Linked DNA regions of Homo sapiens: region 2 is linked to region 1. A link is a loop called in an ENCODE intact Hi-C map of the cell type or tissue named here. Cell type or tissue: sigmoid colon. All regions are shown on one strand. Each heading gives the region's core, and the rest is flanking DNA. Links, peaks and the distances in the headings are about the cores only. Region 1 holds the start of EXT2 (exostosin glycosyltransferase 2). Region 2 overlaps ALX4 (ALX homeobox 4).

Region 1 (6,577 bases), core at 1,578-6,577:
TCTTGGACTTCCTAGCCTCTAGAGCTGGGAGAAATAAATTCCTGTTGTTTAAGCCACCCAGTCTGTGGTATTTTTGTTATAGCAGCCCGAACTGACTAAGATATGCGTGTTAAAGATCATCAGTGAGACTCTCTTCTTTTTCCATTCCCTGGACAAGACAGGTAAGTTTCTTTGGTGGATGTTGAGCAAATTTTTTCCAGTATTCCCTGTTGGGTGTAATTCTTTAAGATCCTAGCTTTATGGGTTTCTTTGTATCAGCTTCCTGCCTTGTATGCCCAAGATAGTTGTAGCTTCAATGTCATTTCTATTATTTAAGCTTCATTTTTGACTTTGGATGTTTTCCTTCCTTTTTTTTGTGCGTAAGCTCAGCTATTCACTTGAGAAGGTATTCCTTATATTTCACCTGGTTAGGTGTTTTTTAGCCTACCATGCTGCCTGCCAGTGCTGTTTTAAGCTGAGCCAACCTAAGGTCCCACAGATCAATTATATTATGGAGCCCTTTTCTTTAGAGAATATGCCTTTTTCCATTCTTGGATATCTCTGTTACAGTAGACTCTTGAATAATGTGGGGGTTGGGGTGCCAATCCCCTAAGCAGTTGAAAAATGATGTATAACTTTTGACTCCCCCAAAACTTAACTACTAATAGCCTTCTGTTGACTGGACACCTTACTGATAATGTAAATAGTCTATTAAACATATTTTATATGTTATATATATTAAATACTGTATTCTTACAATAAAGTAAGCAAGAGAAAAGAAAATGTTATTAAGAAAGTCAGGAGGAAGAAAAATATATTTACTATTCATTAAGTGGAAGTCATAACGATCTTCATCCTCCTCATCTTCATGTTGTGTAGGCCAAGGAGGAGAAGGAAGGGGGGTTGGTCTCACTGTCTCAGGAGTGGCAGAGGCAGAATAGGTAGCAGAGGTGGAAAGAGAAGCTGGAGAGGCAGGCACACTTGGTGTAACTTTTGTTGAAAAAAAATCTGCACAGCAGTGGATCTGCAAAGTTTAAACCTGTGTTGTTCAAGAATCAACTGTATTTAGAGGAAGTGCTAAATATGGGATTCAACCCTACACCAGCTCTTTCTCCTAATTGGAAACTCACTTTCCCCTGATGACACTATTTTCCACGAAAGCCATTCCCTTTCTAATCCTGACTTTCATATTTCCTGACTCACTGGGTAAGGGGGTATCTGTGTAATCTTTGCTTTGCCCTGTAACTTCAAATTCAGTAAAGCAGTATCTTTCTACAACCTCTCCTCCTTCAACCACCAGCTACTAAGACGCTTTTCTGCCTTCTCAGAAACTTCAGGTCCTGGCTTATAATTTATTTCCCACTCCTCCCTGAAGTCATCCTTGGATACTTTCGCATCATGTAGCTTCTAATTTCACATCTTCTATATTTTCCCACCTCCCTCACTTGCATGGTTTCTATGCCTAGAAATGTAGCCACACTGGATTGAAAAACACTTGCTCTTTCTGATTGCTTTTCCTTCTTTATTTTTATTTATTACTCTTTTTTTTTGCAGAGATGGGGGTCTCACTTTTTTGCCTAGGCTGGTATTGAACTTGTGGTCTCAAGTGATCCTCCTGCCTCGGCCTCCCAAAGTGCTGGGGTTACAGATGTGAGCCATTCTGCCCAGCTGCTTTTCCTTCTTTAACACATGCTCATGACTTTCTTTCTCTGCCTTGAATGCCCTTTTCACCTCTCTGCTTGTCAAAATACTAAGTGTCCTCCAGGATAAACAAAGATATCAACTGTTGATTGAACTCTTCCTAGATTTTTCCAACTGGATGTCACCTCTTTTTTTTTTTTGAATTCTGTAGCATTTTGTTTATATGCTTCTATGCCACTTTTTACCTTCTCCTTTGAATAATCTTATTGTCTTATTTCTAGTTAGCTCCTCCCAGTGTCTAGGCATCCTTTCTCCATTCAACAACTATTTATTGAGCAATTAACTATATGCCAGGCATTAGGCAAGTTTAAGGTTATAAAAAATGAAGAAGATAGGCAGCATTGTGTGAGGCTGTGCCTCACACAGTTCTTTAACACGGCAAATTCTCATTTTATAAAAGAACAAAGGATTAATTAAAAACATACATGTTTAAAATACAGATAAATATGGAGAAGAAAAAAAGAGGCCACAATCTTCCAGACCAGATAGCTATTGTTGACTTATTTCAAAAAGTGAAAACAATATTCCCTGGGATAAGATAAATTTGGATACAGTTCCAGTGGTGATTGTCACTGCTCTCCACCCATCCAGTTCTCAAATGGGGTGGGTGTGTGCTACATTTTGTATCATTTGCAGGGGGGATTTGATTTGGAAAGCAGAGCAATGCCCCCTTGGATGTGGGGAAGCAGAACATGAGTGTCCCATCCCCAGAATGTCCTCATCCCAATCTCCCTAGATCTGTGACAAGCAGGCATTAACTCACAAAAATATCCCTGGAATCGAGGTTGCTGCCGGAAGCCTCTGTAGGTATCTAGTCTCAGAATCATCACTTTGAATATTTAAGCTATCAGTGACAACTTCCACCAGATGGCGCCAAAGTACATCTGGGACCAGAAGGGATTTGGATCCTGTAGCCAGACCCACAACTCTACCAAACCAACATCGCAGGCCCAGGGGTCATTTCATTAACCTCTCAATAACATCGCTCTGAATTTTAATTTAATTTTTTAGTTTCCACTTACTGCTTTATGACAGCGGTTTTAGTGTGCATGGATAGGGCTAAATCATGTAAATAATAGAGAAAGATACAAAACAAAAATGCGTTTTTTTTTTTTTTTTTTGGAGACAGGGTCTTGCTCTATCACCCAGGCTGGAGTGCAGTGGCACGACCACGGCCCACTGCAGCCTTGACCTCCTGGGCTCAAGCAATCTTCCTGCCTCTGCCTCCTAAGTAGTTGGGACTACAAGCGTGTGCTACGATGCCTAGTTAACTTTTTATTTTTTGTAGAGATGGGGTCTTGCTCTGCTGCCCAGGCTGGTCTCAAACTCTTGGGCTCAAGCGATCCTCTCGTTTAGGCCTCCCCAAATGCTGGAATTACAGGCGTGAGCCACCTTTCCTCGCCATAAATGCTTCCATTTCCGCCTCGACAACTACTCCACCTGAAGCTGTTCATTTCTTCTTGCATTCCTTCCAGAAAAAAGTTATACACATGCCTGAATATAAGCACCTACTTTATATATTTCTCCCTCTTGTTTTTGCATATGCATAGTTTACCTAAAAGTGACTTGCCCGCTGTTTTGGACTACGCTTTGATCTTAACTAATATCTTGGAGATATTTCCTTACCCAAATATATTGCACTATCTCACATTACTCAAATCAATCAAATTCCATAATTTATTTCGATTGTGTCTAGCATTTCGCTATGATTAGAAAGAATGCTGTCATGGAACTTTTTGACAAACATTGTTGAGAATATCCATAGGGCAAACTCCGTACAGAGAGCTTGTTGGAATGAAGGGTACCAGCATTTTCCGTTTGATGGATAGTACCAAATTGCCCTCCAGGAATGTTATACGCTCACCAGAACTGATTATAATAAAACGTCTACATATTTGTTAGTTTTATAAGCAACGCGTGGTGTCTCGTTTGGGTTTAAGGATTCTTTAATTATGAATGAGGCTGTCTGAGCATTTCACTGCGGAGCCTGAGCGCGCCTGCCTGGGAAAACACTGCAGCGGTGCTCGGACTCCTCCTGTCCAGCAGGAGGCGCGGCCCGGCAGCTCCCGCATGCGCAGTGCGCTCGGTGTCAGACGGCCCGGATCCCGGTTACCGGCCCCTCGCTCGCTGCTCGCCAGCCCAGACTCGGCCCTGGCAGTGGCGGCTGGCGATTCGGACCGATCCGACCTGGGCGGAGGTGGCCCGCGCCCCGCGGCATGAGCCGGTGACCAAGCTCGGGGCCGAGCGGGAGGCAGCCGTGGCCGAGGTAAGCGCGGCTCTCCAGGGCGGCGGCCGGGCGGGCGCTGAAGCGAGGGCTCGGGCCTCCGGGGGCCGCTGCTGGGTCGGGACAAGGGCCGAGGGAGCGCGGCCGCGCGGAGGCTCCGTGGAGGCCCGTGGGCTGCGAGAGGCCACCCCCAGCCCCGCCGGGGCTGTGACAATGACTGCCCGCTTTTGGAGCGCTCCGATTTCCACTCCTGCTTCTCCTTCTCCTCCGGCGGCGGCCGCGCTTTCAGCATCTTGGTACCCACCTGTTCTCCTAGCCAACCTTCGCCCCCAGTCCGCTCCTTCCTTTCCTCCTGCGACCCGCCCTCCGCCCTCCGCCGTGACCCCTCCCTTCCTGCTGCCACCTTCCCGCCAGCCACAGGGATCTGATTCCTCCCAGGGGGATGTCCTGCGCCTCAGGGTCCGGTGGTGGCCTGCGGCATCCCTTGCGGTGCCAGAAGCCGTGGGACGAGGTAGGGAAGGGGCCAGGGGCATGTTATGCCGGGGACTGGGTGGTCGGGGGCGTGTTAGGCCGGGGACTGGGTGACCGGGAACTAGATGGCCGGGGGCGTGTTAGGCCGGGGACTGGGTGGCCGGGGTCATGTTGGGCCAGGCACTAGGTGGCTGGGGGCGTGTTAGGCAGGGGACTGGGTGGCCGGGGGCCTGTCAGGACGGGGCAGGAGTATGTTAGACTGCGGACTAGATTGCTGGTGGCATGTTAGGCCAGGGACTAGGTGGCCCGGGGGTGTGTCGGGCCGGGGCCAGGGGCATGTTAGTCTCGGGACTAGGTGGCCAGAAGCACACTGGCTCTGGGCTTCAACTTGAAGTCCAGAGGTGTTTGGGGCTTTGTTACATTCGGTGGGAACCAGATCTAAACACACAATTTTGAGAATCAAAGAATTGCTTGGTGTTACTGATTGGGCAATGCTAATCTAGAAAGGTTCTTGACTTATTTATGTGAAGATATGGTCTTGAAATATGTACATTTAAATTCTTGTAAGTCTTAACTTCTTGTAAGTCAGGTAAGTGCTCTATGTACTTTAACTGGACTTAGTTTGTAACTTTCAGAACTCAAAGGCTATTCACTGTAATAAAATAGATGATTCAGTTTCCATCATTCACTTTCCCCGACTTCCTGGTTGCATGTGAGGGTATGAATGGATAATCAGTTTTGGGGCCAGACTGCCATGCTGTGAATCCTAGCTTTGGCATTTCCAGTTGTGTAATATTGGGCCAGGTACTTAAACTTTCTGTTGTACTATCCCCATCTGTAAAATGAGGGTAATAATAGCTTGGCTTATAGTGCTGTTATGAAGATTAAATAAGTTAACACTATAAAGTGCTTAAAACAGACCCTGGCATGTAGTAAGTGCTTAGTAAGATTTACATATTAATTATGTAATGACACACATTGTCTTATGGTATAATTCCCATGATTAAAAGGGCATTGTTTTTAATTGAAAATAATTTTTAGGGGCATTTAGCCATAACATAACTTTAATTATAAAGAATCCTATCAAGTAAGGCAATGAATTGTGGCTTTTTTTGCTTTTGCTTATATTTGGTTCCTCTGTTTTTCGGAATGGTTGGGTTAAGATCCAGTGTGGCAGTGGCCCCAGGAGTTCAGCTGTAAGGCCCTTTCTAAAAAGGTTAAGAAGAGGCCAGGCGCGGTGGCTCACGCCTGTAATCCCAACACTTTGGGAGGCCGAGGTGGGTGGATCACTTGAGGCCAGGAGTTCAAGACCAGCTGGCCAACATGATGAAAACTTGTCTCTACTAAAAATACAAAAAAATTAGCTGGGTGTGGTAGCACACGCTTGTAATCCCAGCTACTTGGGAGGCTGAGGTTGTAGTGAGTTGAGATTGTGCCACTGCACTCCAGCCTGAGTGACAGAGCAAGACTCCATCTCAAAAAATAAATAAATAAATAAATAAATAAATAAATAAATAAAATAAAAATAAAAAGGTTGAAACGACAAGAGACTGTGACTGAAAACATTGGACTAAGTGGATTGGCTATAACCTGAAGCACCAAGGAAAGATTATTCAGGCAAATTTTAGGAATAAATAATTCCAGGAACAGAAAATGCATCTCATCCTCACAATAGGTTGGGGTTAAAAGACTTTTCCAGTGACTCAGTGCTTGACAGCTAGCCAGATGATTCCAGTGTTTTGCAGGGGCAGGTTTGATGTGTTTCAAGGTGATAAAGTTTGTAGGGCTGAAATTCTTGTTTTGATCCAGGTTATGGTATTGTATGGAATAAACCTTCATTAGTAGAAGATTCCTTTCAGTCTGTCATCTTCCGGGGATTTTAACTTCTTGGTGGTAGGGAGCAGTCTCACTGGACAGAGAGATTATGACTTGTTTCCTCGGATGATGGTTTGGAGATACTCCATCTCTCTGTGCTTTGGCATGTGAAAACTGTTTTGGGAGGATTGGTTCTGTGTGTTACAGGGGTGAGGTTGGAGTGTCCTGAGTCGGGAGCACTGTCACTTCAGTCTAGGCTGGCAGTTTTACAAAAGGGGTCCAGTATAGCACAGGTTTATAAAGGCAGGGGTGCAGCCTGGGCACGGTGGCTCAATCCTGTAATCTCAGCACTTTGGGAGGCTGAGGTAGGTGGATTACCTGAGGTCA
Region 2 (6,870 bases), core at 1,208-6,207, 190 kb after region 1:
GCCTGGCCAACACGGTGAAACCCCATCTCTACTAAAAATACAAAAATTCGTCGGGCATGGTGGCAGCCACCTATAATCCCAGCTACTTGGGAGGGTGAGGCAGGAGAATCGCTTGAACACGGGAGGTGCAGATTACACTGAACTGAGATCATGCCATTGCACTTTAGCCTGGGCAACAAGAGCAAAACTCCATCTCAAAAAAAAAAAAAAAAAATTTACAGCATGTTGTTTTCAAATTTTAAAAAATGTAACTAAAAAGAAAATACAAAATTGTGTTCATATATATAAAACAAAAACTAAATTAAAAGTTTATATGCCTTCACCCAGAAATCTCACTTCTAGGAATTTACTCAATAAATGATGGTAAGCATTCACTAGAGAGAACGTTCATCATGTCATAGTTTAATATGTAGGAAAACCGACAGTAATCAAAATATTCAACAATAGGGGATTGGTTAAATAAAGGATGATATTTCCATAAATGGAAGATCCTTCCTGATAGTCTTTATTCTGCACGTTGTTTCTTTTTTTGAGACAGAGTCTCGCTTTGCCACCCAGGCTGGAGTGCAGTGGTTCGATCTCGGCTCACTGCAACCTCACCTCCTAGATTCAAACGATTGTCGGACCTCGGCCTCCTGAGTAGCCAGGACTACAGGCATGGGCCACCACACCCCGCTCATTTTTGTATTTTTAGTAGAGACGGGGTTTCCTCATGTTGCCCAGGCTGGTCTTGAACTCCTGGCCTCAAATGATCCACCCGTCTTGGTCTCCCAAAGTGCTGGGATTACAGGCATGGACCACCGCGCCAATATTAGGTATTTATTTGTTCTTCTGTTTTCCCCTTGTTTATTGTCTCTCTCTCTCTCCCTCCCATGGAGCAGGGAATATATCTGAACATGTGTGCTTTGTTTACCCTGCTGTGTAACACCTAGTATCATAGCTGGCATGCAGTAGATGCTCAGTAAACATTTGATGAACAAATGAATGAGATGATGCTAAGAAAGGATAGCGTTTTAACACATGCAAAGATGTTCAATTTATATCAAATAAATCTCATTTTGATCAAAAAGAGGAAGGGAGTGGAGCATTTGTCCTCAGAAAATACTACAAGTTTCCAGAAGTGGCAATATGGGTCTATGGGTTAATTTTGTTTCTTTTCTTTTTTTGGGGGGCGGGGCGGGGCTGGTCTGAATTAATTTTCTATTTGTTTTCCCAGGAACAGGTTGAAATATCTGAAAGCAGTGATTAGAATCCTGGATGGTGCATGCTCTGAGAGCGGGCTGGGCTCTGTGCTGTGGGATTATGGGAAGCAAGAGACAAGCACCACTTGGAGAGACTCAGTTAAACTGGAATTTTAGATAAACAGTTAACACTTTAAACAATATAAGTATATCCCAAATATGGCACAAGAAATACTTTTATCCTACAAATTATTCATTATTCAAATGCAGATTTGACTGAGTAACCTGGTTTTGTTGTTTGCTTGCTTGCTTTTTGCTAAATCTGCCAACCCTGTACATCAGGCTTATGTGGCATTCAGGGTCCCGAAGGCAGGACTGGTCCCCACCAGACTCACGGACTTACACGCCAGCCTTCCATCTAGCTTGAGGTTCAGAGACCTGCTTCCGCTCTGCAGCGCACTGCACGAGTATCTTCAGGCTTCCGCACTCCTGCGGGCACCCTTCCTTCTACCTAGCATGTCTCTCTGCCTCTCCTGTCTGTGGCTAACTACTACTTTCACCTGGATAGCTTTCTCTGTAACTTTTGTGACTTTTCTTTCGCATTACAAATGTAATCTATGTTCTATATGGAAGATTAAAAAAAAATCAAGACAGACCAAAAGAAAATCACTCACACACATACACATACACACACACACACAAACACACACAGAGAAAACATTACTTTGTAAACTTTTGTGTTTTTTTTTGAGATGGAGTCTCGCTGTTGTCGCCCAGGCTGGAGTGCAGTGGTGCACTCTTGGCTCAGTGCAACCTCCGCCTCCCCGGTTCAAGCTATTCTCCTGCCGCAGCCTCCTGAGTAGCTGGGATTACAGGCACCCAGCACCACGCCCGGCTAATTTTTGTACTCTTAGTAGAGACAGGGTTTCGCCATGTTGGCCAGGCTGGTCTCGAACTCCTGACCTCAGATGATCTGCCTTCCTGGGCCTCCCAAAGTGCTGGGATTACAGGCGTGAGCCACCGTGCCCAGCCTATAAACATTTTAGTAAAATCTAACCATATTCCGTACCCCTTTCCATGCTGTTCTATATTCTTCTACCACACCATCCTTAATGGTTACGTAGCGAGAACAATCACTATTTTATTTAATCCATCCTTTTCTGTTGGGCTCACAGGTTTCTACTTGTTTGAAATCATAGCAGGTCTGTGATTTAAATCTCTCAATACATGCATGGCGATTCCCTTAGGAGAAGCTCCAAGAACTAGAAATATGAAGTTCAATTATCCACATATCTGAGGGTCTCTGAGAAACACGGCCAAGTTGTCTTCCAGAAACATGTAATGTCCTCAGCTACCACGGTGTCCCCTCCCACTTCAGAGCCAATAATGGTCATTATAGTGTTTTTAAAATCTTTGCCAGCACGATGGATGAAAGTGAGATCTTGTCTTTCCTTTTTTTTTTTTTATTTTTTAACTATGGAACATTTTATTTTTTGTTTTCTTCTGCTGTGAATTCCCTCTCCTGGGCTTTCAAAGCTCAGCCAAGGGCCACCCTTCTTCCTCCAGGACCTCCCTTGCCTCTTAAACACTGAATCCCCTGCTTTACAGCACCGGCTCATGGGCCTGCTCCCTCCCTAGACTGTGAGCTGGTCAGAGTGGGCCTCCCAGATGTACTGCTGGGGCCTGGGCCTCGTGTGAGTAAGGGCTCAGGACACACCCCTGGAATTAATGCAAATGCCTGTGTGTGCCTGGGTTGAGGGAGACTCCTCTGGGCTCCTTCTGCCTCTGGTTTGGCTGGGGCAGCTCTGCAGGCACAGCTGAGGGTGGCCAGTGTGTCTGCAGGAAAAGGCCCCAGGCCCTGGAGCTGGGCTCCAGACACAGGAGGTCCTTGGTCCCCTGCACACACTGCTTGTGTCAGGAGGCTGCTGCATGGAGTCGGAAGAAGGGACCTTTCAGGATGAGGGGGGTCGAGGAAACCAGCCACAGCGCAGGGCAGGAAGGACCAAAGATGACCCCGGCAGCTCCCTGGCCCTGGACAAACCTCTTGCCTTCTGTTTGCTCAGCTCAACAACATTGCATGAATTCCTGCCAGGGAGGGGTATGAGAAGAGGAGATGGAGGGGCACAGCCCTGTGGGAAGCCAAGACTGAAGAGGAGTCCCCGGCCCTGGCTGCTTACCCAGAAGGCTAAGCATTCAGGTTCCAGGGCCCAACTCCCAGCAGGCCAAGATCAAGACTGCAGTTGTGCATGCTGGCCACCAGGAGGCACTGCAGTTCCAATAAAGTCACTGGACGGAAGGTGATGATCCTGGGGCCCCAGTGCCTAATGAGGTTTCTAGACGTTTGTTTGAAGACCCAGGTCCTAGCTGGGAGGATTTGCCACTCAAGCAGTAATTCAGCCCTACTACGCGTCTGCCACCATTCCAGCACTACAAGGGACAAAGAGATGGATGGGGCGGGTCGCTGGCCTTCCTTGCAGGGGTCTTTCCTCCCCTAGTTCTGGGTATTTTCACATTCCTGCCTCATTCCAGTCTCCTCAGAATTCCCACACTGTGGCCCCAGCATCCTCATTGGACAGACGGTCAAAGTGAGGCGCCGAGAGAAGGGACCCACCAGTGTCACTAGTGACTGAGTGACAGACAGGCTGAGACCTGGGCTCTTTTTCATTCCTTAAGTGGCCTCCCTTTGGAGACCCATGGGGATTCCTTGGCCCTCCAGAGAGGGTGGCGCACAGTGGGTGCTCAGGAAACTGACTAACTTGCAAAAGCCTTTGCCTTGCAAAAGCTCCCTAGGACACCCCTGTCGTTTGGCCCAGCGGCTTTCCATGTGGCTGGCAGACTTGTTACCAGCTTCCCCGTGGGTTCTTCCCGAGGCAGGCATCCGCCGAGGCAGGGTCTGCCACCCCGTCCTCCACTGCTCCGCCCTCACACAGAAGCTCTCTCAGTTCTTCCTGCAATGGCAGGGGTGAGTGGGGAGGACTGTTTTTCTCTTAGTCTAGAGATGGAGTGGGCTTCCCAGAGTCCAGGAACGAAAAGGGATTAATGCTGGGCTCTCGCAAAAACAAAAAACAAACAAACAAACTAAACAAAACCAGGAACTGGGCTTTGTACTTTACAAAGTACTAGGGCATCTATTATGCCACCAGTAGGGTTCCAGCCTCTTTACAACCGCCAGGTTTCCATTTTATAGCCCCAGAAACTGAGGCCAGAGGGGGTAAATGCCTTGCTAAGAATCAATAACTGTTAAGAAGGTCCAGGGGTGGTGGTTCATGCCTGTAATCCCAACATTTTGGGAGGCCGAGGTGGGAGAGTCACTTGACCCCAGAGTTCCATCTAGCCTGGGTGACAGAGGCAGAGACCTGTCTCAAAAAAAAAAGAAAAGAAAAGAAAAGAAAACAAAAAACTGGTAAGAGGCAGAGCTGAGACTTGAATCTCATGCCTGGAGCATGCCTACTGGGCCCTCCTGGGGTGGATGCTGTGGGTGGGACTGGGACAGGCAGACAGGAGACAGGGTCAAGGAGGAAGGGAGGAAGTCACAGGAGAATGGCTGCTCTCAGCTGCCTCAAGAGATTGGCCCCCTTGCAACAACCTTCAAGGCTGCCCCTGATCAAACTGCTCTGCTGAAGATCAACTTCATTGACCATCTGGGACCTCAGATGTGGACCAGTGCCTTGTTTCAGGGCCTACACACACTGAAGTACTTAGAGGCAAAGAGGCATATGAGTCATATGTCTGCAACTTACTCTTTTTTTGTTTGTTTGTTTTTAGACAAAGTCTTGCTCTGTTGCCCAGGCTAGAGTGCAGTGGCACAATCTTGACTAACTGCAACCTCTGCCTCCCGGGTTCAAGTGATTCCCTATGTTGGCCAGGCTGGTCTCGAACTCCTGACCTCAGGTGATCCACCTTCCTCGACCTCCCAAAGTGCTGGGATTACAGGCATGAGCCACTGCGCCCAGCCTGCAACTTACTGTTAAATGATACAGCTGTATATCGTATGCATGTATATCAATACATACATAAACAGAGCATATGCACAGAGAGAGACACAGAGAGAGACCCAGAGAGATTGAAAATAATGCAAATATGGCAAAACATCACCATTTGGGGAGTCAGCATAAAAGGCATCTGGGAATTCTTTGTAGTCCACTTATAACTTTAAGTGTAATACTGTATCAAAATAAAAAGGTTTTTAAAAGAAAAGGTATGTGGACTAATGGAAAGAAGGCACCTTCCCTAGGAACCCCTCTTGTGAAGCTGGCATATGTAATCATTTGAACAGGACCTGGATGAGTTTACCTGGCAACCTCCCCGCCTTCCCCTCATCACCACCACCATTCATAATTCTACAAGGGGCCTTGTACGTTGCAATAAAAATCACAAGACAAATGCCAACTCTGGGAGCACACATTGCTCCCCAGCCCTCTGGAAGCCCTCACTCCCGTGGAAGCCACTGTGACCCAATTAGAACATGGGGCTCCTTTAAGCAGCTCTTCTGAGAGCTGTAGGAGACCAAGGTCAAGCTACTGTTGGAACTTAAAAGTTTAAAAAGTACTTTAATTTTTGAGTCTACTGTAATTTCAACTGTCCTACAGTTAGTCCAAATGAGTAAAGTTTCCTTGTATAAAAAAAAGAAATGGTGGAAAGAAAGAACCCTAAACTTTGTCCAGCCCTCAGCCCCCATGGCCCCTCTGCCAAGGCCTGGGTCCCCTCCATCCCCCAGCTTGTGTCTGGAATTTGTCTTTCCTGTTCTCTCCCCCACCCTGTGTCTTGCCTTACTGATTCATTCAGAGCTTCCCTTAGGAATCATGGCCTAGTGGAAGAGATGCATGAGGGACAAGCACGGTCAAGTGTTCCAGGGTCCCCAGGGCAAAAGTCTTGTTTCCCAGACACGGCAGGGCCCACAGAAAGGAGCGGTCAATTTTGGTTGAAAAGGTCGGAGAAGGCCTCTGCAATGGAGTGGCTCTTGAATTGGGTATTGCCAGTCAAGGAAGGCTCGGCAAGGCATGTTGCATTTTATGGTAAAACAAGATACCAAGATACCATCCCCTCACCCCAAATAGGGCAAATCCCAAATTACCAAGCTCCTTAGACAGGAGCTCTCCAACCAGGGCTGATTACAACCATGACAGCAATAATGTAATGCCTTGTATTCGTGTTGCCCTGACCCACCCACTATCTCCTCTGACCCTCCCCAGATCCCATGAGGTCAGTGTTGGTATCTCTGTTTCACAGATGAGAAAACTGAGGTCCAGTGAAGATGAATAACTTGCTCAAGATCACATAGCTAGGAGGGGCAGACTGGATGGTCCCATGCCAAGTCCACTGCCTTTCAAGGTGGTGATGAGTTATCTTTCTAACATGGAGGGGTCAGGCAGGCTTCATTTTGTTCTAAGGGGGCATTGCTGAGCCACTGGGGTCATTTCTATCTCAAAGGACTAGGGTAAACCAAGCTTCAGGGTCTCCATGAGAAGCCCATGTATGATCTAACACTTGGAGATCACTTCCTGATGCCTCCTGGGGTGGGATGGGTGTTCCAGCTTCAGTCTGGGCTCTAAGTGCCCCTGTCAGCTTCTCTCCTCAAGGAGGCTAGAAGTTTCCCGGCTCCTCGTCCCATCCCCAAGCTCCATCTCATGGCGTGGGTGGTTGGATGAGACCCTGTCCCCGGCAGGACCCACTGCCAGAGAAACAGAGT

What was found. Hi-C counts contacts between places; a loop is a spot of excess contacts. Peaks named below come from ENCODE experiments on the same cell type or tissue, not always from the same donor. Only the 100,000 strongest peaks of a DNase experiment are listed, where the experiment ranks them.
Region 2: it touches region 1 in a loop (2.1-fold over the local background); 9 of 110 quality-filtered maps call a loop at or near these places.

The regions. Positions count from the first base shown.
Region 1 is chr11:44,091,907-44,098,483 of GRCh38, forward strand. EXT2 (exostosin glycosyltransferase 2) reads left to right here and starts at 3,772. Exons shown (of 14, transcript NM_207122.2): 1 at 3,772-3,946. RefSeq lists a silencer at 3,639-4,258 and an enhancer at 4,679-4,728. In sigmoid colon, for the core only: CTCF peaks have their summits at 2,544 (motif pointing right) and 3,714 (motif pointing right); DNase peaks (open chromatin) are centred at 2,545, 3,745 and 4,305; H3K4me3 peaks cover 1,486 bases; H3K27ac peaks cover 1,004 bases.
Region 2 is chr11:44,283,052-44,289,921 of GRCh38, forward strand. All of the region lies in intron 1 of ALX4 (ALX homeobox 4), which reads right to left. Among named protein-coding and RNA genes, the nearest start is that of ALX4, 24 kb to the right of the region's middle. RefSeq lists enhancers at 2,555-3,528, 3,529-4,501. In sigmoid colon, for the core only: CTCF peaks have their summits at 3,425 (motif pointing right) and 3,630; a DNase peak (open chromatin) is centred at 3,411.